7 separate regions of the Homo sapiens genome follow, and all the other regions are linked to region 6. The links are chromatin contacts, found by Hi-C or POLR2A ChIA-PET in ENCODE. All regions are on one chromosome and are shown on one strand. The core of a region is the stretch at or near the end of the contact, and the rest is flanking DNA. Distances in the headings are between cores, read along the strand shown.

Region 1 (3,353 bases), core at 839-3,338, 470 kb after region 6:
ATTTATCTATAATTTTTAAAATGTAAAAAAAAATTTTTTAAAAAGAAATAGTACTAATTTACCATTTGTTTGCTTGTTTGTTTTACTCAAACATCTAGCAACCATTAAATGACTCACTCCTTTACTGACAAACACAATTAGAGACACAGGATTAAAAACAAAGATAAGGCTGAGACATAGCACCTGATCCCCAGGTCCATGGACACACATGTAAATAAATAACCTTATTCAGTTGGCAAAATGTGTTAATGTATCTTATCTGATCTTCATAATAACCACAAGAGATTAAGTCAACCATCATTAACTCTCTTGCTTCTGCAAGGATAGGGATACCAGTAAGGTGGTTTCCCAAGGCCACACAGCTGAGTCATAATCAAATCAGAAACAGAACCTAGGCAGTGTTCAAACTCCTAACCCATGGTTTATTTCTACACTAAGTGATTCTTAATGGTTCACTCATAAATTTGACCCATTGGAAGCAGCCAGAAATTCTAGAGAAACTGAAATGGGAAGACAGAGATCTGGGATTTAAGTATAACAAGCTAAAAGGGTGGTAGACAAATCATGCATGGTACATTTAAGGAAAGTGTCAACATCTCTAAAAAGGGGAGACATAGAACTAAATTTGTTTTCATCTTCCCACAGAATGATTTCAAAATGCATGCTCCTGAAAAAAAAATGGTTAAGACCAACTTCTTCAATATAAAAATTTTATTCTAGAAATTATTTAGAAGGTGACTTCAGTCACAAAAATACACATTTCCAATTACTACTAATATAACTAAAAATTATACTGCATCTAAGCAATCCCCAAAAATATTAAAATAAATCCCTTCTAACCAAATTGATTACAGATTTACTTGTGTAAATTTGGATGGGTGGGTGGGTGGGAGTGCCAAGGAGACCATTATCTTTATAAGTTGTGTGTGTGTGTGTGTGTGTGTGTGTGTGTGTGTATTCCTGATATAATTTAAAATAAATAACAGGTCAGGCATGTTGGCTCATGCCTATAATCCCAGCACTTTCAGAGGCCGAGGCGGGCAGATCACCTGAGGTCAGGAGTTCGAGACCAGCCTGGCCAACATGACAAAACCCCGTTTCTACTAAAAGTACTAAAAATTAGCCTGGCCTGGTAGTGTGCGCCTGTAGTCCCAGCTACTCAGGAGGCTGAGGCAGGAGAATCACTTGAACCCGGGAGGTGGAGGTTGCAGTGAGCCGAGATTGTGCCACTGCACTCCAGCCTGGGCAACACAGCAAGACTCCGTCTCCAAAAATAATAATAATAAAATAAACATAAATAAATAATAAATATTAAAGTCATTCATGGGCAGTTTAGAAGATGACATCTAAGTTCCCTTCACGTCTAAAAATTCCAACAATTCATAGCAACGGAGACTAAAATGAGTGAGAGACAGTTACATGGCCCTTCTCAGCATTCAAAATCAAAGGCTTCCTCCTTCTGTAACGTCAGCACCATGACAAAGTTGACTAACCAAATACTGTATTTCAGTTGACTTACTTTTAAAATCTTAACAGATTTACAAACAAGATGATTTTAAAGTAAACCTTATTGAATTATTTACAAACTCATGCCTGAACCAAATATTCTTAATCTACAGTCAATGAATGAGCTCAGGGCTGTGAATCCTTGCACTGGACATGCACTTTGTGCTGGCATGCTTTCTTCTTCTTTCAGGGAAAAGGGTCTACAGCTTTCGTCAGAATTTTAAAGGTGTCTGTGACCCTCAAAAGGCAAAGAAACACAAATTTTAAATGTATTTTTTTCCATTCAATATAGCAAACATGACTATGAGGAAAACGATATATTTTATGTCCTTACGTTAAAAGCAAATTATGTAAAGGTGCTAAAATACATACGTACTACATATACAATTTCCCCAGTGGCAATAAATACTTGGTTGTTTCAATCTTAGTTTATTAAGTCCAAATAGGATTCATCTAAAAATTAAATTAAATTAAAATGCAGTGTTAGTTTTTGCCTGGTCTAACTGAGTGGACTTCCTAAGGAGAAAGAGCAGTAAAAGGGCACCTGTGTGCATGTTTGACCCACGGCCAAAAATAGTGTTTATGGAAAACTTCAGATGGAGCAAAGAGGCACTCAGCCAACAAAATCTACAGCTGTGAGACTTGGAGCTTACAAGTGCCCAATCTCCACAAGCTCCACAAGCAAAAGTGGAATTATGGGACAGACTTTGAAGCTTGTTTATGTGCAAATTTTTTAAGGAGTGACTTTGTATTACTCTGTTCAGATATATATTATCTGATCAACACCAAAAAAAAATCTAACACCAAAGAAAATGGTGAAAGGGCATCCCACTCAAGTGTTGATATTTACCACCCCTCTCCCCTACAATTACTTATAAACAAAACTCAGGGTGGCTAGGACAGAGCAGTTTAACTTCTGTACCCAGAGAGTTACGACTTTCTCCCTGAGGAATAAATAACCTGCTCAGCTGGTTAACAAGAGTCCTGAAAAAACAGCAGAGACTGGAGAAACTGCAGTGTATCAGAATCTCTGAAAAAGGTCCTCAGGCCATCTGAATATGTACCACAACCCTACAGCCCTCATGCTCAGCTGTCTGCTGGTACATACCCAGAGGCTGCCTGAAATCTGTGGGAAGGCAATTCGTAGTTGGCTTGGACATGTGGAAATGGAAAGAGACTAGGCATCTTCAAAAGAAAGCCAAGTACACTATGTAAGCAAGAACATGGAGACCAGAGCTAACGTTTTAAAGCTGTGAGATTACCTACTTACATAGGCCAGAAATCGCACTCCAACTGAAGATTTTACTGTTCTCAAGAAAAATGTGATACATTTATAGATATATAGTGAATTATTTCAGTCAGAAAGAAAATCAAATGCCTTTAGGGACAGAGGACTAGATTTAATACAGGATAATTAACCAGGTCTTGGTACCTTGTTTAATTTAATCATTATAATTTTGGAGACACAATCCATCAATCTATGAACAGGTATTTACCATTTATGTTCATTCACCGAAGAAATGTTTTAGAGCCATCTCCAATTACCTTACTGTGAAACAGCTACAACAGAAATAACAAATTGTCTAGATGGGAAGGACCATGAGTTTCTGGGTGAAGGTGGCATATCATCTGTGCCAATATCCGTGTCATCTCAGTGAAGGAGCCCCAGGAAACACCACCCCAAAATATACTGCTTTGGTATGCTCATTACTGCAAACTGAGAGAACTTAGGGAACAGCAAGCACAGGGAGGGGCCTTCTCTGATGCCCCCTTATCTCAAAAAATTCCTTTGTCCCCTCCCTAGAATTTCATCAATCAGGGAAGATTAACCTTATCACATAAGAGAT
Region 2 (3,392 bases), core at 824-3,323, 460 kb before region 6:
AGTTGAACCTGGGAGGTGGAGGTTGCAATGAGCCAAGATCCCACCACTGCACTCCAGACTGGGTGACAGAGCAAGACTCCATCTCAAAAGATAGAAAAATTTAAAAGATAGAATTTTAGTTTTATCCATGGAATATTTATAAACATTCACCATATTGTTGTCACTAACTACATATGAATATTGAGCACTTGAAATGTGGCTATTCCAAATTGAGATATACTGTAAGTGTCAAATATATGCTAGATTTTGAAGACTTAACAACAAAAAAAGCTACGTTAAACAGTTCACATGTTGAAAGGATAATATTTGGGATACATCTGGTTAAATAAAATGCATTATTCACATTAATTTTAGTGGTTTCTTTTTGCTGGTGTTTAACATGCCCACTAGAAAAGTTTAAATTATGTATGTGGTTTACATGATATTTCTATTGGACACTTCGGTATTAGACCATGAAGTTAACCTAGTAAGAATTTTTTTTAAGTAGTGTCTTCACAAGAAACATTCTCCTATTACAATCCAACACTCCCTCTCTGGAAACTGAACTCTGTGTTTCATTCTCTGATCACAGACATCCATTGCACCTACATTGGCCCAATTCCACTGAACTGAGTCAACTTCTTTGAAACCTCTACTTCCTCTGAGTGCTTAGGTCTCCTGTGGTCACCTCTCTATCTTTTGCAAGATGGGACCACTAAAAATTGTCACGTCAACAATTGTAAATTTCTATTCCTTCCTCCTTTCTACTGAAAATCTTGCCAGCAAGATTGGATGGATCAGTTCTCAGTGTAGTGTCCCTGCTCCTGCCCAGCTGAAGCACATCCACAGCCATGAAGATGGTGCTTTTACAAACGAACAGTCTCCGTGAGTCACACCACTCTTGCCCATCCTTTGACAGATCCTCGTCCCTGCCTCTCCTTCCTCTCAGTGGCCATTGAAACCCTGAACTGCACTACCATTGACCCTTTAAAAGTTTATCTCACTGAAGACTATTACAACAATGAGAAGCAGAAATGAAATCTTTGGAAAGATAAGTAGATATGGAAGCACTTGTAAGTAAATACATTTTTTAAAAAGTGTTTTGCCTGGAACATTGATTGGATAAAGGCACCAATACAGACCTGAGATAGTGGCTTCCCGTTGGCACAGTTGATGCCCCCAATGAAGACCATGTTGGGCATGATCGGCCTGGGGTAATCCATCACAAAGTCCCCTCGGAACAGCCACACAGATGCATGGCTGACAAGATCCACCACTGACACCTCTCTCTGAAAAAGCTCAGAGGCAAGGCTTGCATAAGGAGCAGAAACAGCATGGCAAAGGTAGGACAGGGCCAGAGGGTAGAGCATGTTCTTGACCCTTTGCAGGAATGTCATGTGGTCTGAATTGGTCGTTAGTAATCTAGGAATATAGGAGGAAGGGTTTGGACACTGTGTGCCCTTAAAGTCTAAATCACATGGAATGTTCCTCAAGAAAAACACAGCAGGAATCGACAGGTACTTAGCCAGCACCGCCGCGCAGAGGTGAAAGGGGTCTGTTAGAACCACATCAAAGGAAGTAGCATGCAGGTGCCTGATCAGGGCCTCATTATGCAGTAGCTCCACACAAGACCTATGTATGATCAAAGACATATTGTTCATAATTGCCATTCTTCTAGAAAATTTCATCAGAAGATGTTCTGTTTCAAAGAACGATTGAGTGTGACCCAGCAAAAGGCGATCAAATTCGTCCTGGGTCCATGAAATGGCATACGTTGTCAGGGTGAAAAAGTTCTCTTCTTTGATGTACATATTCACCTCCAGGGTGAGGACCACCACCTGGTGGCCTCTCGCATGGAGGTCCCGCAAGGCCTCCCGCATGCTGAGCCAGTGGCTGCCATCAGTGGGCACCACCAGCACCTTCCCACTCTCAGCCCAGGGCTGGACACTGAGGAGAAGCAGCAGTCCTGTGGCCAGCTGCGGCAGGGGAACCTGGAGTCCTGTGGCCATCTCAGCAGAAGCCACCGACAGCTGACTGTCCACCCCACGTTGTGCCTCCTAGAATTGTTTCCTTCGTCTTAATTACCTTGTCACTGAGACACCTAGCAAATCAACATGTAATTGAAGACAGAGTGCCCTCCTCCAGTTACTTATTACCCGTTAATCTATAATTGTCTTGCATTATGGGCCCCACCCTGGGAAAGACCGATCACTCCTATCTTGAAAAACTCATCTGACCTTGCGCTCGCTCTGGGGAACATCCAAGTTCAAGCTCTTGTTTCTCATTCAATTCCCAACACAAGGCTGTGAACCCCCATTTCATGTCACTGTCTCCTACTTCTCTCTTAACCACGTTTATCAGGCTGCAGCTGAGGTCTGAGGAGTCACCATTGCCCTAGTCCCCAACCATATGGTCTCTGCTGGATGTGACCCTATTTGCTAACTCTTAATACTCTTTCTTCCCACATATGGGTAACACAGCACATCCAAAATGCAGACAACATTGCTAAGCCAGCTTTCTTTAAACAGGGAGTGGGGAGGCTGGCTATCTGGTTTTGGTCGTTTTTCACACCAGGATATTTCTTGTAAAGCTCAAAGAGGACTCTCTCTGAAGTGGCTGTCAATATAAAAAAAGCTGCAGGGAGGCTGAGCTCAAGATGTGATGATCAGATTCTTGGAAAGGCTTTGTTGAGGATTCTCCATCTACACCATGGAAGAAGAGGTGCTGCTGTCTAAAGCACACATGTGCAAGACAACCCTAGCAAAGACCCATGGTGGGTTCAGGGAGCTCCTGCTCACCAAGGGACCGGGGGAGCTGGAGCCTGGCCTCAGATCTTGCACAGTCTGAATTCCTCTTCTGAATGCTGAAGGCTCCAGTCTTCTGCAAGTCTGCTTAGAGACTGAAGTGTCCATTCATCCAGGCCTTTATTTCATCCTGAAGATTATGGTCAGGCTTTTTTCCAAGTCAATCCAGCACCAAGTTCTGATAAGAATGGTTCCTCCAGAACAGAATAATTTGTGGGGGCTCTAGTTCAAATTTCAAAATGGAGAATTAAACGTGTGCCTTTCTAATGGAGAGACCCTGAGCACTCACAATGGTCTCACGCCCATGAGACTCGTCCTGCTCCAGAAAGTCACTCATACTTGTGCTTGGCAAGATTGCTGACGCCTCCTTGTCCTGGTCGCCCCAGGATGATGTGGGCAGGCTCTCTGGGCTGTGCACACTTTCTATCTCACTTCCTCTGTGTCTACATGCCTGGCCGTGTCTGCCATTGCTGGTGAAGCTGAGGCTTCCCTTAGGGAGGAAGTTACCCCCATTAGAAATCCACATTGATAATAGATTCCACCTTTGGACAGAACCCATGGGACAGGCAGCGAATGGAGCTGTCCACCAGAGGGCGCAGGCAGGAAGGC
Region 3 (3,515 bases), core at 386-2,885, 440 kb before region 6:
CCTTTTCCTACATGTCAGGAGGGCATCTGTAAACACTTGTCTTAGGTCAGAGGCCATACCCCTTTTGCTGAAAAGGCCAGTCAGTAAATGTGTAGGCTTTGCAGACCAAATACTTCTGTGGCACATATTCTTCATTGTTAAATTGTTTTAAAACTACAAAAACCATTCTTAGCTCTGGGCCATATAAAAACAGGTCTCAACATAAAAGGAAAAAAAAAAACAAAAAACAGGCCTTTGGGCAGATTGGGCTCACAGGCTGTAGTTCGCTGGTCCCTGGCTCAAGGTCCAGAGACAAAGCATGGGACAGAGTTGGGAAAATGGATTTTAACCTGGACCTGTTCCCTTAGTCAAGCCTTCACCTCTGTTTGAACTGGGACATTTCTAAGGCTCATTCAATGAGTATGTGACTGTCCCAGATTATCCAACTAAGCAAATCTCCTACTCTTGCCAAGCATGAGCCCTGTCTTCATCCGAATGCCTCTGTATCACTTCAGCCTCAGGTCTCCTATGTGTTCCCGCTGCTCCGAGCCGGGTATCACTTCCCCCCACCGTTTCTCCAGGAAATCCTCCAAGGGACAGTCGGCTCAAGGAGCCAAATGAGTGAGGGAGGACAGAGCCTGGAAGAAACAAGGCAGTCCAAAAGAAATAAACCCACCAACCTGAGACAAGTCTTTCCTCTTCTTACAGTTGATACCTCCAATGAAGACCATGTTGGGCATGACCGGCCTAGGATATTCAAGCACAAAGTCATATCTTAACAGCCAAACAGAGACCTTCTGATATAAGGTGATTATATCCACATCTCTCTTGAGGACAGCTGATGCGAGTTCTTCATACTTTGAAAACAGACAATAAAATAGATAGGGCTCCAACAAATTAACAAGGAAGTTGGCCACTCGTTGGGAAAAAGTCATGTGGTCTGAAAACTTTGTGTAGCACCTGGGAATGTAGGACACAGGGTCTGGGCTTCTGCTGAATGTATGCTCCAGGGAACACGGAAAACCCCTGAAGAGGTACACAGATGGTAGGCCCAAATACTCAGCCAGGATCACCCCACAGGGTAAGGCTGGGTCTGTGAAAAGAGCATCAAACTTGCTCTCCTTAAAGAAGTTCAGGGTGTCCCTGTCCTGCAGGAGGCTCTGGCAGTTGATGAAGTACAGGCCAATAACAATCATGTTATTCCTGTACTCTGTCTGAGGAGCAGTTAGGAATGATCGCTCAGCAAAGTGATTGTTTCCAAATGATTGGTAACGGTTCTTCAGCTCTTCTTGGTCATACGGCACTGGATAGATTTTTCTTGTGTAGTATTTGGATTCTTTCAAAAGCAAATTAACTTCAGGCACCACCACTACAATCTCATGACCCCGGTCACTGAGAACCTCAACTATATCCTTCATACTAAGCCAGTGGCTTCCGTCCTGAGGGACCACCAGCAGCTTGTCACCTACAACCATGCCCCAAAGTGCTAAGAAGAAAACCCCTGCAGAAATTCTCTGAAATGAGCGAAGGAGGCAGGCCATCCTGGAAAGAGTTAAAGTAACAACGGTAATAAAGAGTTTTCACTCTCCAAATCACAGGGCTCCTAGGTATTTTCCCTAAACTAACCACTGCTTTTCACAGGTCCTGTCTACCTCTCCCTTGCTCTGAATTTTACCCTTTGATATGTAAGAACCCAAATTAATATTTAACCATTTTAATCACATGGTTAATATGAACCAACTATGGCCGTGTCAGCTTTCACCTGAGCTTCTGGGTGTTTCTCTTCAGCTCCACAAGTCTGCTTCTCCCTCTCTGAAAAGTTATAGCAACACTTTGAAGATGACTTGGAGAGACCCCTGAGGACCCCCTGCCAATTCTCTATCCCGAACTTGCTGGATTCCTCATCATTGACGTTGTCTGTTATGTCCATGATGTGCGGGAATTTTTCTTGCACACGGACCTATTCTCTAACACCAGCTGGGTATCCTACAATTCAATTCCATTCTGAACTGAATTCTGAGTTAGCACGGACCCCACAGGTTAAGGGCTCAGTCCTACAAGACTGCCCTCACTTCAGACACCAATTGCAAGTAGTAGGTCCCCAGGTTACCCACAACTTCTGTCTGACTTGGCAAAAATCAGAGGTTCACACACCCTCTTTCTTGGAGTCAATCATTTGCTAGAATGGCTCACAGAACTGAAGAAAACAGTTTATTTACTAGGTTTGGTTTATTACAAAGGATATTGCAAACAATACGGATGAATAGCCAGAGGAAAAAGTACAAAGAACAAGATATGGGGGTATGGCCATGGAGCCCCATCTGCCATCTCTGGGTGCCCCACCCTCCACACCTTCAGCAACCTGAAAGCTCTCTGAACCCTGCCCTTCTGAGTTTTTATGTAGGCTTCCATACATAGTAGGCATGATTGATTAGATTGTTGCCCATCGGTGATCAAATCAATCTTCAATCTCTCTCTCCTTTCTTCCCTCTAATCGCAAGGGTTTTGTTCCCTGGCAACTAGCCCTCATCCTTAGAGACTTTACATCTCCTTTACATAAACTTAGGTGTGATCGAAAGGGATCTGTTTTGAATAACAAAAGATTCTTTGTTCACGTTTATCGCTCCCACCACTTATGGTTTCAGGAGCTGTGTCCAGGAAACAAAGACAAACATATATTTCTTATTATACATCACAATATAACAACATTCAAACTGTTACTTGCCTTTAGGAAATTAAGATTTGAGAAGTATAAGTCTAGCCAGTACGTGGTGAGAATCCTAGAGCAGGAGTCAGAAAGCCTGGTATCTGCTTCTGGCCCAGCCACCCATCTGCCAGGGGAGTGACTCCTCTCCTGAGCTTCAGGTTTCTCAACTGAGGCCCAGAAAGGGAGGGTCACACTGGCCCTGCCTGCTAACCACACTGCTGAGGGCGGTCCCAGAGCAAGACCTGTGTAGAAACTAGGCTGTCCCAGTGAGAGGTGGTACCTTGAATTACTAGAACAGACTTGCCCAGAGCTAGTCATGCACACCTGGCTGGCACGCGAGTTCCTGTTCCCACCCACAAGTTTGGCACCGGAGGTGTTCTGGGGCCCAGGAAGGGAGAAGAAGCCTGAGCAACATGATTAGAGGGGCCACTCCAAGGACAGGGCTGGCCCCCATGGGGAACATAACCAGGATGCAAATTCATTGTTCAAGGCATGCGAAGACTCAGCTCAGTCCAAGCTGGGAGCAGCCTCCCAAGAGGATTGGCAGCTTACAATGATCAAAGTCATGGGGGCGGCAGCATCTTGCTTTGAGTTCATCTAGATAGCAATAAGACTCCAGGAAGGTTGCAAAGGGAACAGAGCTCAGGTCCACCTTCTTGAGCAGGCAGACATTAGGCAGGTTTCCTTCAAAGAACAGTTCATCTAGAGGAAGAATGGCTTAAGCAAGCATGTAGGAATAGCGGGATCAAGAGATGCTACAAACTTCACATTCTTTATACTAGACCTCCACTCTGCTGTGGACGTTGGTCTGAGCCCTTCCAACCACAGC
Region 4 (3,461 bases), core at 510-3,009, 300 kb after region 6:
TGACCAGACAGGTGCAGAAACTTGCATGTGACTCAGATCTTATGGGATCACATGGACTGTCTCTGGGACTTATGACTACTTTCACATTTAACATTAATATTAGTAATAACTGAGCTGGGCATGGTTGCTGACACCTGTAATCCCAGCACTTTGGGAGACCGAGGCGGGCAGATCACCTGAGGTCAGGAGTTCAAGACCACCCTGGCTAACATGGCAAAACTCTGTCTCTACTAAAAATACAAAAATTAGCCTGGTGTGGTGGCGGGTGCCTGTAATCCCAGCTACTTGGGAGGCTGAGGCAGGAGAATTGTTTGAACCTGGGAGGCAGAGGTTGCAGTGAGTCCAGATTGCGCCACTGCACCCCAGCCTGGGAGACAGAGTGAGACTCCATCTCAAAATAATAATAATTATTAGTAGTAGTAATAATAATAATAACAGCAACAACAGGCTCTGGGGGCCTGAGCTTGAACTGTGGATTTTCTCTACCTGTAATTACATCTTTAGTTTTTAAACTCTTGACATCTTCTCCCTTGTTAAATTGCCCATTTAGATTTATTTTGCCTTATTTTGGTTATTCTAGCTTATCGTACTTATTCTTTTAATTTTCAATCTTCCTTACTTTGCCCTTTTACCTTCCTTCTTATTTTCTATTTTAATCACCTTTTAAATGTTCTCCCTTTGTGTTTTAGCTTTATCATAATTACCACTATTAAAATTCAGCACTTCTGGCTTTAATTCTTAATGCCAAATCTTTTTTCCCCCTTTAATTCTCTTTTTATCTTCCTATTTAAATTCCTAAGCTTCTGGGGCAGGGTTGGTCTTGGATTTACTGTTTTATTTCCTATTTCTTTTTAGCCATTGTCCTTCTTATGCGCTTTTATTTTGTTTACTTGACTGTTTATAACTGTAACTTTTCAGTAACCTAATTTTTTTTTTTTTTTTTTTTTTTTTTTAGATGGAGTCTTGCTCTGTCGCCCAGACTGGAGTGCAGTGGCACAATCTCAGCATCTCAGCTCACTGCAACCTCCACCTCCTGGGTTTGAGCGATTGAGCAATTCTCCTGCCTCAGCCTCCCAAGTAGCTGGGATTACAGGCACCTGCCATCATCCCCAGCTACTTTTCGTATTTTTAGTAGAGACGGAGTTTCGCCATGTTGGCCAGGCTGGTCTCGAACTCCTGACCTCAGGTATCCGCCCACCTCGGCCTCCCAAAGTGCTGGGATTACAGGTGTGAGCCACTGTGCCCAGCCTAATTCTGGTTCTTAAACTCCTATTTTATTGGTTCTATCAATACTTTATGGATAATATTAGTTAACTGTTTCTTCTGTTAGTCACAATCTTATATTGCAGCCAAATCTTTTTCTAATTCTTTTGAATTCTTAATGTAAGATGTTTACCTTATGGGCTGGCTCTGGGGAGGTGGTGAAAGCAGGGACTGATGGACCCATAAGCTTGTTTCTCTCAAATTCTCTCAAAACCCCACCTGTTCTGACCTTAGCAGGGCCCAGCCAGGTCCCTTCAGGGACAACCACTCAGAGTGGTTGAGCCCTGGATCCTCTTTATAGCAGCATGTGGCCTCGGGTAAATAAATCTTTGCTCTCCTCAAGCCTCAATTACCTCATATTTACAAGGAAAGGAGCGGCGTCTGAAACCAGCAAACACAGTAGACAGGGTCCAGCACATACAAGCACATGCTAAACTGCAGTCACGTTTGGGGGAGATTGAGGAAGGATATGTACAATACAGTTTCATTTCTGCAAAATTCAAAAACACGCCAAACTAACAAGGTAGCCAGCCCAAGATGCAAACCCTTCATCTAATATTAGAAAACACCAGAGAAGTCCCAATTGAGAAACATTCTGCAAAATATATTGGTCTGAAATCTTCACGAGTGTCAGAGTCACAAAACCAAGCAAAGGTCCTGCTTGGTGGCTCACGCCTATAATCCCAGCACTGTGGGAGGCCGAGGCGAGTGGATCACTTGAGGTCAGGAGTTCAGGACCAGCCTGGCCAACATGGTGAAACCCCGTCTCTACTACAAGTACAAAAATTAGCCAGATGTGGTGGCACATGCCTGTAATCCCAGCTACTCGGGAGGCTGAGGCACAAGAATTGCTTGAACTCAGAAGGTGGAGGCTGCGGTGAGATCGCACCACTGCACTCCAGCCTGGGCAACAGAGCGAGATTCTGTCTCAAAAACAAACCAACCAGCCAACAAACAAAAACAAGCAAAGACTGAAGAACTGCTCCCAGTTTAAGGACAGCAAAGAGCTGATCAGCAGGCTGCCATGATGATCCTAGACTGGGTCTTTTTACTCTAAAGGACATCATAGCAGACAATAGCAAAAAGCTGAATGGAGTCTGAGGGTCATTGGTGATACTATTTCAAAGCTGACTTCCTGGTTTTGATGGTTGTGTTTGGGTTATATAGGAGCTAGTCTTGGTCTAGAAAATACACACTGAAGTATTTGGGGATGATGGGATGTCAGGTCGGCAGCTGACCCTCCAACGGCTCAGGAAAAGTTTCTAAAAAGTTATTTGTACTGTACTTTACTTGCAATTTTCAGTATTCTTTTAAAATGTAAAAAACAATTAATATCTTGAAGGAAAAAAGACTGCAAGCTCTGGAGGGAGACTCCCAGACTTGACCTTAGGCAGGTTATTTCGGCTTTCTCTGCCTCAGTGTCCTCATCTTAAGTTGGGGAGAGTTAGAATATGAATAGGCGTATTACGAAGAAAAAGTAAGCTGTTATCCGTAAAGTGCTGAGAACAGTGATCGGCCCCCAACGTGCGTGACCTGTTACTATGTCTCGATGGTTGGAAAGTGTCCTCACCACAGGCCCTTTGCACCTGCTGTTCCCCCACCCACACTGGTGCCTGGATAGTTTCTATTCATCCTTCAGTTCTCATTTAGCTTCTTCTGCAAAGCCTTCCTCAACCTGCCACCCTTCCTTCATGCTTCCTGCCTCAGATGGCATTAGGAGCTCCTCTCTTTTTTTTTTTTTTCTTTTGAGACGGAGTCTCGCTCTATCACCCAGGCTGGAGTGCAGTGGCGTGATCTCGGCTCACTGCAAGCTCTGCCTCCCAGGTTCACTCCATTGTCCTGCCTCAGCCTCCCGAGTAGCTGGGACTACAGGCACCTGCCACCACGCCTGGCTAATTTTTTGTATTTTTAGTAGAGACGGCGTTTCACCGTGTTAGCCAGGATGGTCTCGATCTCCTGATTTCACGATCCGCCTGCCTCAGCCTCCCAAAATGCTGGGATTACAGGTGTGAGCCACTGCGCCCGGCTGGAACTCCTCTCTTAAGCTCCCACAGCATCCTACAATATCTCATCACCTAGATTAAAATGTCATTTTCTGGCAACTTATCCATCTTTTCTATTAGACAATAACTCCAGGGCTGGGCTGGTATCTTATTCACTGTCATATCCCCAGGCCTAAGACAGTTAATGAATGAATG
Region 5 (3,405 bases), core at 719-3,218, 380 kb after region 6:
CCACAAGGCCGCTCCTTCCCTTCCTGTCTGCTACAGGACCCCAGCCCACAGAGCCCAGGGCCGTGTACACACCTGTCCAGAGCTCCCAGCCCAGGGGTGGGGTCAAACGCTCTCGCAAGAACAACAGCCAGAACCCCAGAGACTCCGGGGTTGGGAAGGCCTGGTCTGGCCCCTGCGGGGGGCCTGCCTACTCTTGGTAGGACACATGGAGGGAAGTGGGGCAGTGAGGCCAGGTGAGGTCCTGGCTGTCCCCAAGGCATCCTGTGGTGGCAGAGGAAGCCCACCCGCCTACAATGATTAGGGACAGTCTGGCCTGGGAACTCTGGCCGGCAGCCTGGGCCAGGAGGGTCAGCCACACAGGAGTAGGAACCTGGGCAGGAGCCACAGGCAGCCCAGGCCCAGCAGGCAGGAGCCAGGGCCTCCCCTTCGGCCCACACGGACCACCAGGCTGGAGAAGCAGCTTCTTCCCAGTGAGGGGGCTGCAAAGATCACAGCCCCAGGATCCAAGCCATGGAAGATGCCACCTTCCCCTTTAAGTCCCTTCCCCCCATCCTGGGAACACCGCATGGCTCGCCTAGGCTGGCGCCTCTTCCACCACAAGGGAGGCTGGCGCCCTCCCAGCTTGCGGGAGGAAGTAGAGTTCTGTTGAGACCACCCTGTGCCAGGGAGGGGCTCGGACCACAGAATCCACATTCGCGCTAACTGGATGTGGGGCCCATCCCAAAAGCTCCGCACGTCTGAACTCACGAGGCCTCACAGACCCCTGCAAGTGAGGCAGAGCGTGGCTGTGTCACCATCCTACAGATGACGAGAAGGCACAGAGAGGTTAAGAAACCGCCCGGTCAAGACTGAGCACACCCTGGCCTCAAGCTTCTTCCTGGGCGTCCAGGGAGAAGCCAATAGTCTCCGGTGCTCCTCGCTGTCACCCAGACCTCCCAGGGTGTGGCCGAGGGGGCCTCCCCAGGCCTGTCGTCCCCCAGAAGCTCTCCCCAGGCCATGCTCTCATGACTGCGGTCCACCTTTCTCACAGATCCACGGGCGCCCTCCAGAAGACCCAGGCTGCAGGGTCCCTGAACCCCGCTACTGTGACACAGAAGCCAGCTGCCCTTTGGTCCAACTCCCGGCCAAAAGGAGCAAAGACCACCTGTAACCCGTCTGCGCCCTTTGTCTCTCAGGCTCTGAAGCCAGCCTGGGCCAGTCTTCCCCTCTCCACAGGGCCCTTGGGAGCCTGCCAGAGGCCTCCCTCTCGTGGGACCCCAGACTCCGCCACTCTGATCTCAGTCCAGAGGTCCACACCGTTTTGCAGAGGGATCTTGGGCCTTGTATTCTCTCCCTCTCTGGAGCCTTTTCCCAGATGGGGACAGTACCTGGGTCCTCATTCTCTAAGGACGTCGCAGAAACCAGCAGGGAAGCTTTTCAAAGTAATCAGCAAGGCTCTGCACTCCTCTGGCCCCTCAGCTGCTTGTCCTGTGCCTGGTGCCCCAGCTGCCTCCCAGACCTGGGAGACTTCAGATTTTAAAGTGCTAGAGCAATACCCATGTCCCCCTCAACAGCAAAACATCCCTGGGCCTGCCCCCCAAGTTGTCCTCCTTCTCCAGAGGCCATTATCCCTCCTGCTAACAATTTCCTGAGACGTCCATCCCACACAGCTGCTGCCAGCCGGCCTCACAAGAGCTCTTCGCAGAATCACCCCAAATAGTCATCCCATCTCCTGTGAGAGGGCTTCCTCCCCAGTGAACGTTGAAGAATCTGGCCCCAAGGTAGTTATCGGCCCTGGGAGGCTAGTGGTGGCTGAGACAAGGGCCTTCACCTCTTACCTGTGAGCACCGCAGGGGCCAGAACCCCGGAGACCAGCAGCAGCGCCATGCGCAGGGCCAGACAGGATGCCATCCTGGCCGGGAGTGAGGGCAGCGGCGGGCGGGACGCACGGAGGACTGCGCTGGTTAACTTCAGGGCAGTGAGAAAGAGGCATCAAAGGGCTGGGAAGGGTTTTCATCAATGCAAACTCTGTCCTCCTGGGACATCGTGCCCGCACCTCCCCACCCCCCCGCTCCCCCCACCAACACACACACACAAGAGCTCACAGAACAGACCTGCTTTCCTGAACCTGGGAGCAGCCCCGCTCTTGGAGAGGGAAAGAGGAAATTGCCTGTGCTCTCTCTCTTTCTCCACCCCGCAACACACACACACCTCCCACATTTACTCCTGGACCACTGAAAATGAAAGGTTTTCAAGCTTTCTTGTGCAAAAGAATCACCCAGGGAACTTGAAACATGCTGCTGCCTCTGGCCACTGTGTTTCAGTGGGGCTTGGGTAGCCCAGGGAATCTGCATGTTAGTGCCTGTGGCCTGGGCTTGGGGAAATTTGGCCTGAAGCAGGCAGCACTGAGTGCAGGACGGACTCTGCTCACCTCTGGGTTCTCCATGCCTGGCCCGGAGTAGGTGCTCAGTGCTTGTTGAAGAAGGACTTTTAAAGCAGTTTTGATCCAAACCCTCAGGCAGCTCTAGTCTTTCCTAAAACGCTCCTGTTTCCTCTTTCGCTCTCTGCCTCCCTAGACCCCTGTGCACTTATGACATCCATTTCCAGGCTGGGCCTGGCTCAGAACTTAGCCCCACTGCCCACTGCTTCTCAACAGCCCCGCAGGGTATCTCACGAGCGGCTACAACTTACAGTGTCCAAAGCAAACCTTGACTCTACTGCCCCTTCCCTCACTCAGTCAGTGGAATCCCAGTTCCCCGCTCCCAGATGTTCTAGCCACACAATGAAGTCATCAAAGGTGTCTCTTTCCCTCACTTCCCACGTCTGAGCCCTCAGAGTTCTGTCAGCGCCCCCTACTTCACACCTTGATGGTTTCCCACCGCGCTAAGGGCTTGCCTCGGCCCTGCTCAGCTTCCCACCCACGAGCTCTATGTTTCAGTCCACTGGCCGTGACTAGGCTCCCCCAACAAACCCCCAGATCCTGCCTCAGGCCTTTGCATGTTCCCCTCTCCTCCCAGAAGGCAGTCCTGTGGTGATTATGTGGCCACCCCTTCCATTCAAGCCTCAGCTTGATAAGTCAGCCCCTCAATCCCCCCATCACTTCAAATTTCTTTTTAGCATGCGTATTTATATGAAATTACCTTGTACCTACCCTAACAACTTCTCCTTGCCTCCATATCCATAACTAGAATCAGGTATCAGCATTCCTAGGGAGAGCAAGCACAAAGTCTGACTTAGGAGGAAATAAGCACAAACTAAAAACTACTGTTAATTTATGCTAGCAATAAATTAGTATCAAGTTAGTAAGATACGAATTTTGCTAATTTATATTAATAGAAACATGGTGTGGGAATGAATTCTAAGGTGTCAGACTAAATAGGCAAGATGTGAGTATGACATTAGATCCGGCCACATTCTAGACAGGGG
Region 6 (3,619 bases), core at 985-3,484:
AGCACCTAATAAGCACCTAATGAACTGATTTATGTCATCTGTCAGGGAATCATGTTTTGAGGAAGAGGGACTTCTTGTGCTTCTGGCTTTCTGAAACAGCACTGTTCTTCAGGGCCTCCTAGAACAGCAAAGCATCCTCTTTCTTCTTAGTTTTGTTAAAACAATGGGTGCAGTGAAAGCAAAGAACCATTTGCTGGGGGAGCCAGTGAGAAAAGCAAATGCAAAAGTTAGTCATCAAGCCTAAGTTCAAATTCCAGTCCCGGCTGGTCACTGTGGCTCATGCCTGTAATCCTAGCACTTTGGGTGGCTGAGGCAGGTACATCACCTGAGGTCAGAAGTTCAAGATCCGCCTGGCCAACATGGTGAAACCCTGTCTCTACTAAAAATACAAAAATTAGCTGGGCGTGGCGGTGCTTGCCTATAGTTCCAGCTACTAGGGAGGCTGAGGCAGGAGGATCTCTTGAACCTGGGAGGTGGAGGTTGCAGTGAGCTGAGATCACGCCACTTGCACTCCAGCCTAGGTGACAGAGCAAGACTCTGTCTCCAAAAAAAAAAAAAAAAAAAAACAAAAAAACCCAGTCTCACCATTAACCTGCTGTGCAACCTCAGAAGTTACCTAATCTCTCTTGGCCTCAGTTCCATGTGTGAAAATGGCAATAACAGTTCCTGCTTCATACACAGAATTTTGGGAAAGATAAAATAACACATGCAAATACTTACCACAGTACTAAAATTTGTCTGCACAGTAGTCATTTGGGAAGCATCAAAAAACACTGATAACTTGGCATGCAGTTCTAGGCTTAATCTCACACAAACACAAACACACACACACTGATACTTGTGTACTGTGATACTTGTGATTTAGTTGGTCTGGGGTGTGGCTTGGGATTTGTAATTTTTTAAAGATCCATAGGTGATTCTAATGTGGAGCTAAGTTTGAGAACTACTGATTTTGCACAATCAGAATGCAATATAAGGTAGCAATTATTATTCTGAATATCATCAACAGCATAACTTGAGAAAGTCGTCAGGTTTACTTTCAGACGCAGATGGAACCACCTTAGGACCATTATAATTTAGGTAAAGGTACAAACATTTTTGTACCCTTAAGCTGCAAGCAGTAAGGGGAAAGAAAACCACCTCTTTCATACTGAAGATTTCAGTAACAGTAAAGGTTCTGTCCCGCCTAAAAGATATTACGATATTAACACCAAGGTGGGGCCGGGCTCGGTGGCTCACGCCTATAATCCCAGCACTTTGGGAGGCCGAGGTGGGAAGATCGTTTGAGCGCAGGAGTTGGAGACCAGCCTGGGAAACACAGTGAGACCTCGTTCCAAAAAATTTTTTTTTAAAAAAATTAGCCGACCGTGGTGAAGCGCGTCTGTAATCCCAGCTACTCGGGAGGCTTAGGTGGGAGGATCACTTGATCCTGGGAGTTTGAGACTGCAGTGAGCCGTGATCTCCGCCACTGCACTCCAGGCTCGGCGACACAGCAAGACCCTGATCCCCTATCCCGTTTCCCCGCAAAAAAAACCACCAAGGTGGAGTAAGGGAAGTAAGTTTGAGGAATCAAAGGCCACCCGTTCCAGTGCATTGAGAAGGCAATGTTAATTCTGCGACTGAAAGTCAACGACCGTTTCATTAACATGACCCCATAGATGGGATGTTTCTGGGACCTATTTAAGTGCATAAGCATTGTATGAGCTACTGGGATTTACAAATACAAACACGAACTGTGCCTCCCCACAAAGATCGTACAATTTAATAGGGAAAATCCTCCAAAGATAAAACGCAGGTTAGAAAAAACATTTAAAAGGCGTGCGGCGTCCCAAGCGCGGGTTACCCGGGGCGGCCGCCATGCGTGCGGGCGGCGCCAGGGACTCGGCCTCAGGTTCCCGCTGACGCCCCGCATGCCTCCGCGGGGCCCGCCCGCCCCACTCCCAGCCCGCACCGGCGCCGCTCACACTGCAGGATGATCTCCTCGAACGCCTGTCTCTGCAGCCGGTCCCGGCGCCTCAGTTGCTCCGAGATGTGGCGCTTCCAGCGGGGGAAGTCAGCGGCGCGGAGGCCCGACGACATGTCACTTGCTGCCCCGGCACCTCAGCGCCACCAATGCGAGCGAGGGCTGACGGCCGCAGCCTGCAGCATGAAGCAACCAGCAGAAGCGGGAATGCCGGCAATCCCGGAGCTCACCTCCACACACTGGCAGTCCCCGAGGCCATCCGGGACGGTCTTCCGGCTCATGCCGGAAATGATTTTCGAGAGGGCCGGAAGACCCGCCCCCTCACCCGAAGCACGGGCTCAGGAGCCGGTGCCTACGCAGGGCGCTCGCTAGTGACGCCAGCCTGTAGCCGGAAGCGTCAGCTGCAGAGAGGTGGCCGCTTGGGGGCGTCCGGGCCCTGCGCAAGGCCCAGCGCCGGGCGGGAAGGAGGCAGGAAAGGGGCCGTTTCCGCCTGACTGCTTACTTTTCTTTTGCTGCTTTTCAACCCTTTTCGTGTTTTTTTTCTTGGCCTGTCTCCCCCCACTTTTATTTTTAATCGCAGTTTAGGAACAAATGGGGTTCCCTCCATAGTAGCTCTGTGGCTGTGGATGAGTGACAGCCTACCTAAGCCTCAGTTGTCTCATCTGTAAATGGGGACAGTAATGATACCTACCTCAGAAGGTTGTCACGAATAGTAAAAAGAAAAACCCATGTAATGCAGTCAGCACTGTGCTTGGTACAGGGGAAACCTAAGTTTACAAAGACACCTGGTGTCTTCCCAAGGCCTACCCTGACAGCAGGAGCATTGCCATCTTGGACAACTGCCACCATTTTAAGTTCCCCTTGATTAAGAAACTGCCTAAATCCAACCCAAAAACATCAGCCTAATGGCTAATGTCAGCATAACCAGAAACATTCCAACCCTAAGATAAACCCACTTCCAACCAGAAACATGCCAACCCAGAGATAGCCTCCCCTCCGGCCAGAGACTTTCCAACCCTGCAATAAACTTTCCCTCATACAGAAACATTACGAACCTGCAATAAGCTCACCGCTTCGTAAACCCTTAAACACCCTTAGTGTGTAAGAGAAAACGCTCCTGACCAAAATCGACAAGAAGCCCCTCTCAGGTTTATTCTCCAAAATAAACCTGTCTTTGATTGTTAAGCTGCTTTTCGTGTTTCTTTCTTGTTTCTTAACTCTTACATACCTGAAGTCAGGGTGCGTTGGGAAGAGTGTCCCACTGAACTTGGAAACAGGTTTTGTGGTTTGTTTGGGGTTTTTGTTTTTGTTTGCAATGGAGAAGAGAACTGGAAACGGGAGCTAAGAAAGATGTGAATTGTGTATCAGAGTTTGTCTTCATTGTTAGAATCCTAGAAATTGTGGCCTGACAATAAATGGAGCCTTAGAAGGTAATCTGAGGCTGTAGATGTTGAAAGGGGGAGATGAAGACACACTGGCTCCTGAGAAAGTTGTGTCTGTGAACAAGCTCAGTAGAATGGAAAACCCAGTTCTGTAATAGAGTTGCTGGAGCTCCATCTGCCTTTAACAATTAGTGAATTTACTGCATGAAAATGGAGCCAGACAAAGTAGTTGGCCAAAAGAGGAAAGGAATATCAGAAACTACCTTCTCTTCCA
Region 7 (3,383 bases), core at 666-3,165, 410 kb after region 6:
GAGGGTCAGCTTCATGAATGCAGAAAATCTTGCCTGTTTTAGACTCAGCTATATCCCCAGACCTTAAGTGAGTAGGTACTCAGTAAACATGTGTTGAATGAATGAATGAATGAATGAATGAATGAGCACCGAATGGCATACTGAACCAAACTATGAAAATTATTCATTTTCTCCTCTCTGTCAAAAGCTGTGTTATTCCCCTTCCCTTTTATACTCTTTTGTATCCTTCCTACCCTAATGATGAACTACAGGATATACACTTAAAAGCAGAGGTACTTTATTTCTGTCACATTTTTCTAGACTAGTCAGGGAACCCAGTGTCTTTAGAGAAAAACATATTCTGCTTTCTAGACATCAGACTTATAAAAGATTATCTGCACACAACTCACCCACAATTTTGAACAACCCGTGTAGTTTTATTTATGAGGTCTTCTCAAGAACTACAGTAAAATGTTTAAGAAAACTGAACAGTTATGTTACTCAATCTTCATGTTATACCTATGAGATCCTTCACATTTGCTAGGGTAACCAAATTATGGGCTGAAGTTTAATAATGAACGTCCAATTCAGACACACAACAATTCTGACAGTAATTGTCCTCAGTAACCACTAACCCATAATGCATGCTAGATATTCTGGAACATCGCTTGACTAGATCCCTTTTACTTTAAAATTTTACCTCTTCTCGAAGCTGCCGTTCTCGTTCTTCCTCTAGTTTTTGGATTTCAGCCAACGACAGCGTGGCCTGGGACTGACATGCTGTTGTATTGGACTGCTGGCCCCACGTTGAAGAAGAAGGAAGCTAACAAAAAAGGGAAGGCCAGAAAGTTCATGAGGAAATGTGGACAGGAAACAAAGAAGCAATAATGCATTATGTATACCCAGAACAAATGCATTTCTCTCAACTCCATTTACCACATTCAATTCAAATTTCCTTCTTCATTGCTTTTACTTACTATCCTCTCAGCTTCTTTTGCTTAAGTTTTTGTCACTGCTCCAAACCTAAGTTTATTTTAAAACAACTTATAATACACATACACACTTACATTTCATCTACCTCTTGGTGACAACAAATTTGTTACATCTGGTACTGACATAAACAGCAATATACAACCATAAAGAGGAGTAAACAAAAGAATCACTAAATTGGCTTAAGGATTTTTTAATTGACGAAAGCAACAAAGGACATGATATGCTGCTGTCCAGTGAAAGTGTTAAGGACACGATTTCTGAGGGTAGCACCATGAGATTTCTCATCTCATGAGAGATGCTGGCATAGTTCTTGATCAGCCTTTATGAAAGGGAGCCACTGTTAACCAGGCTGTAGCTTCTAGTCATGAGCATTAAGCTGCTTTTAATCAATAATTTTATTTTTCCCATCCCTTAAGATTATTGACTAAAATAGAGTATAAATATCTAGGTCCTGAATATTTCAATATTCTCAAAGCCTGATTATTCTCAGAGAACCCCTTGCTCTTCCTGGCCAGAAAAAGACACACTTTTAATACTGAGGCATCAAACAAGCGAACACAATAAAAAAGAAACCTAACCAGACTTAAAAAATGTATTTAATAAAAATAATACATGAACATAGATCAAAACAAATAAAATGCCAAACAGTCCCCAAAAGAATGGACCTACAGCAGAAATCTATAACAGTGGATATTGATAGGATAAAAGGTATAAACAGTTTAAACCATCACTGATACTGCCAAACAACTCTTCAAATGAATGTCTTCAACACTACTGAACATAATCAACTCTTAACATTTTTTAGCCAATATGACAGACAATAGGGCATTTCTCTCAAAATGCACCTGCCCTGGGGTGGGGGAGGGGTGCAGAGGGAAGTTAACAAAGACTGGGGGAGGGAGGTGTTGAGAGGCAAAACTGAGCAAAAATTAACTTTGTCTCCACAGGAAATGACTCATTTGAAGGCACTATCAAGATCAAGTAAGGCAGTAGATCTCAAACTGGCAGCATAACCTGAAGGGACCTATAAAAATGTAGAGGCCCTGGCTCCACCACACCTAATCAATCAGAAGATCAGAAGGGAAGGCAGGAGAATCAGCATATTTTAATCATTCTGATGCAGCCAGTAACCACTGATGTTGTCTAAAATCACAGTAGATGTGTCACCCCATGGTAATCAGGAAACAATCTTTCAAGCCCGCTTCAGCAGAACTCAGCCAGCACTGGGAATAGAGGCAGTGCCTCCAGAAATGGCCATCTATCCTCACGGGCACCTCTGAGAATCTTCCTATTGCTGTGCCAAAATATATTTATTTTCTCTCTCCTCCCTGGCCTGACTCCCTATTTCTCTCTATATACACACACATACATATGCGTGTATATATATATATACACATGCACACACACATACACACATATACATATACATACACACGCTCTTTCTCTAGGTATATATACACACAAAATATATACTCTATATTTCATAGGTCTGTTCTACAGACCAAAGTTAAGTCTTCCTTATATAGACTTATGTCTGCTGATAGCTTTCATTTTCCTTAAGTCTTCTTTGTACATCGGAAATAATATCCCAGAGCTCTTTCAACATTGCCTCATGACACTTACCAGCCCACCCTATAATGCCCACTCAGGAGAACTGCAGTGTGTCAATCATGCTTCTCAGAACAAACTTTTGACAAATCAAAAGCAAATAGGGACCCCCGAATGCCTAATGTCCTTCATTGATTTTTAAAACTATACTCTTCTTGTTCTGCGCTGACATTGCTACCTTACATTTCAACACTGGTTTTGCTTTAAGAAATAACTGTTTCACTGTCGGAATGACAGCATGAGGAGCTGCGTGGACCTGCTCCCTGGCAAAACTGGTGAAGATCATTTTTAAAATAATCATTTAAACTCTCTGGCTGGCAGCAGGGCCCCACACCTGTAATCCCAGCACTTTGGGAGGCCGAGGCAGGCGGATCACTTGAGGTCAGGAGTTTGACATCAGCCTGGCCAACATGGCAAAATCCCATTTCTACTAAAAATAAAAAAAAAAAGTAGCTGGGTGTGGTGACGCACACCTTTAATCCAGCTACTTAGGAGGCTGAGGCCAGGAGGATCGCTTGAACTCAGGAGGCGGAGGTTGCAGTGAGCTGAGATCGTGTCACTGCACTCCAGCCTGGGCGACAGAGCCAGACCCTGTCTCAAAAAAATAAATAAAGTCTCTGGAAATACTCCTAAGGGCATACAGCAAATGAAAAAAAGTTTATTCAAGAATATTTGCTAAAACTCAGTAAGAACAGCAAGAGTTGGTGATACTTAAACCAAGACCTACTCTCCTTCTCTCCTCCCAGCTTAATGAGACAGAAACTCCACTCTAGACTGGTACAGTCAAGACACGGCTTCCCTTC

What was found. Hi-C counts contacts between places; a loop is a spot of excess contacts on that map. ChIA-PET counts read pairs that join two places held with the same protein, here RNA polymerase II (POLR2A). Pooled maps may share reads with other maps.
Region 1: a loop to region 6 is called in a pooled map, with 4 times the contacts of the local background. The contact joins the enhancer-like site here to the promoter of ATG16L1 in region 6. A Hi-C loop is called at or near these places in 4 of 37 single-sample maps with no recorded cell type and 6 of 50 pooled maps. POLR2A ChIA-PET finds 5 or more read pairs at or near these places in 2 of 52 experiments (OCI-LY7 and activated naive CD4-positive, alpha-beta T cell).
Region 2: a loop to region 6 is called in a map of dorsolateral prefrontal cortex, with 6 times the contacts of the local background. The contact joins the promoter of UGT1A5 here to the promoter of ATG16L1 in region 6. A Hi-C loop is called at or near these places in 2 of 168 maps with a recorded cell type or tissue (dorsolateral prefrontal cortex and naive thymus-derived CD4-positive, alpha-beta T cell) and 7 of 50 pooled maps. POLR2A ChIA-PET finds 5 or more read pairs at or near these places in 1 of 52 experiments (BJ).
Region 3: a map of PC-9 shows a loop between it and region 6 (4-fold over the local background). The contact joins the promoter of UGT1A6 here to the promoter of ATG16L1 in region 6. A Hi-C loop is called at or near these places in 1 of 168 maps with a recorded cell type or tissue (PC-9). POLR2A ChIA-PET finds 5 or more read pairs at or near these places in 1 of 52 experiments (BJ).
Region 4: a pooled map shows a loop between it and region 6 (3-fold over the local background). The contact joins the enhancer-like site here to the promoter of ATG16L1 in region 6. A Hi-C loop is called at or near these places in 3 of 37 single-sample maps with no recorded cell type and 3 of 50 pooled maps. POLR2A ChIA-PET finds 5 or more read pairs at or near these places in 1 of 52 experiments (activated naive CD4-positive, alpha-beta T cell).
Region 5: a map of dorsolateral prefrontal cortex shows a loop between it and region 6 (3-fold over the local background). The contact joins the promoter of SNORC here to the promoter of ATG16L1 in region 6. A Hi-C loop is called at or near these places in 4 of 168 maps with a recorded cell type or tissue (PC-3, dorsolateral prefrontal cortex, endothelial cell of umbilical vein and 1 more), 6 of 37 single-sample maps with no recorded cell type and 10 of 50 pooled maps. POLR2A ChIA-PET finds 5 or more read pairs at or near these places in 2 of 52 experiments (PC-9 and activated T-cell).
Region 7: a loop to region 6 is called in a map of CD8-positive, alpha-beta T cell, with 5 times the contacts of the local background. The contact joins the enhancer-like site here to the promoter of ATG16L1 in region 6. A Hi-C loop is called at or near these places in 11 of 168 maps with a recorded cell type or tissue (CD14-positive monocyte, CD8-positive, alpha-beta T cell, PC-9 and 8 more), 4 of 37 single-sample maps with no recorded cell type and 20 of 50 pooled maps. POLR2A ChIA-PET finds 5 or more read pairs at or near these places in 6 of 52 experiments (HEK293, T-cell, activated CD4-positive, alpha-beta T cell and 2 more).

Annotation. Positions count from the first base shown.
Region 1 is chr2:232,778,891-232,782,243 of GRCh38, reverse strand. The region is part of intron 8 of GIGYF2 (GRB10 interacting GYF protein 2); the gene reads right to left. Among named protein-coding and RNA genes, the nearest start is that of KCNJ13, 4.0 kb to the right of the region's middle. RefSeq lists a silencer at 1,931-2,225. Within about 2 kb of position 2,088, at least 4 of the 41 ENCODE cell types and tissues checked have a DNase peak (open chromatin) inside an H3K27ac peak, as active enhancers do.
Region 2 is chr2:233,711,588-233,714,979 of GRCh38, reverse strand. It overlaps UGT1A5 (UDP glucuronosyltransferase family 1 member A5), which reads right to left and starts at 2,073. Exons shown (of 5, transcript NM_019078.2): 1 at 1,122-2,073. The coding sequence starts at 1,988. All of the region lies in intron 1 of UGT1A8 (UDP glucuronosyltransferase family 1 member A8), which reads right to left. The region is part of intron 1 of UGT1A10 (UDP glucuronosyltransferase family 1 member A10); the gene reads right to left. The region is part of intron 1 of UGT1A9 (UDP glucuronosyltransferase family 1 member A9); the gene reads right to left. It also overlaps UGT1A7, UGT1A6 and UGT1A. RefSeq lists enhancers at 1,369-1,869, 1,870-2,370.
Region 3 is chr2:233,691,010-233,694,524 of GRCh38, reverse strand. It overlaps UGT1A6 (UDP glucuronosyltransferase family 1 member A6), which reads right to left and starts at 1,635. Exons shown (of 5, transcript NM_001072.4): 1 at 660-1,635. The coding sequence starts at 1,520. All of the region lies in intron 1 of UGT1A8 (UDP glucuronosyltransferase family 1 member A8), which reads right to left. The region is part of intron 1 of UGT1A10 (UDP glucuronosyltransferase family 1 member A10); the gene reads right to left. The region is part of intron 1 of UGT1A9 (UDP glucuronosyltransferase family 1 member A9); the gene reads right to left. It also overlaps UGT1A7 and UGT1A. RefSeq lists enhancers at 2,283-2,889, 2,890-3,497.
Region 4 is chr2:232,954,274-232,957,734 of GRCh38, reverse strand. The region is part of intron 3 of NGEF (neuronal guanine nucleotide exchange factor); the gene reads left to right. Among named protein-coding and RNA genes, the nearest start is that of NGEF, 57 kb to the left of the region's middle. Within about 2 kb of position 1,759, at least 3 of the 41 ENCODE cell types and tissues checked have a DNase peak (open chromatin) inside an H3K27ac peak, as active enhancers do.
Region 5 is chr2:232,868,827-232,872,231 of GRCh38, reverse strand. SNORC (secondary ossification center associated regulator of chondrocyte maturation) reads right to left here and starts at 1,968. Exons shown (of 3, transcript NM_001394206.1): 1 at 1,818-1,968. The coding sequence starts at 1,890. RefSeq lists an enhancer at 1-38.
Region 6 is chr2:233,250,288-233,253,906 of GRCh38, reverse strand. ATG16L1 (autophagy related 16 like 1) reads right to left here and starts at 2,234. Exons shown (of 18, transcript NM_030803.7): 1 at 1,965-2,234. The coding sequence starts at 2,079. RefSeq lists an enhancer at 1,947-2,646.
Region 7 is chr2:232,837,268-232,840,650 of GRCh38, reverse strand. GIGYF2 (GRB10 interacting GYF protein 2) reads right to left here. Exons shown (of 29, transcript NM_001103146.3): 23 at 680-802. Among named protein-coding and RNA genes, the nearest start is that of SNORC, 31 kb to the left of the region's middle. Within about 2 kb of position 1,915, at least 16 of the 41 ENCODE cell types and tissues checked have a DNase peak (open chromatin) inside an H3K27ac peak, as active enhancers do; they include CD14-positive monocyte, CD8-positive, alpha-beta T cell and PC-9, where a contact is called at or near this core.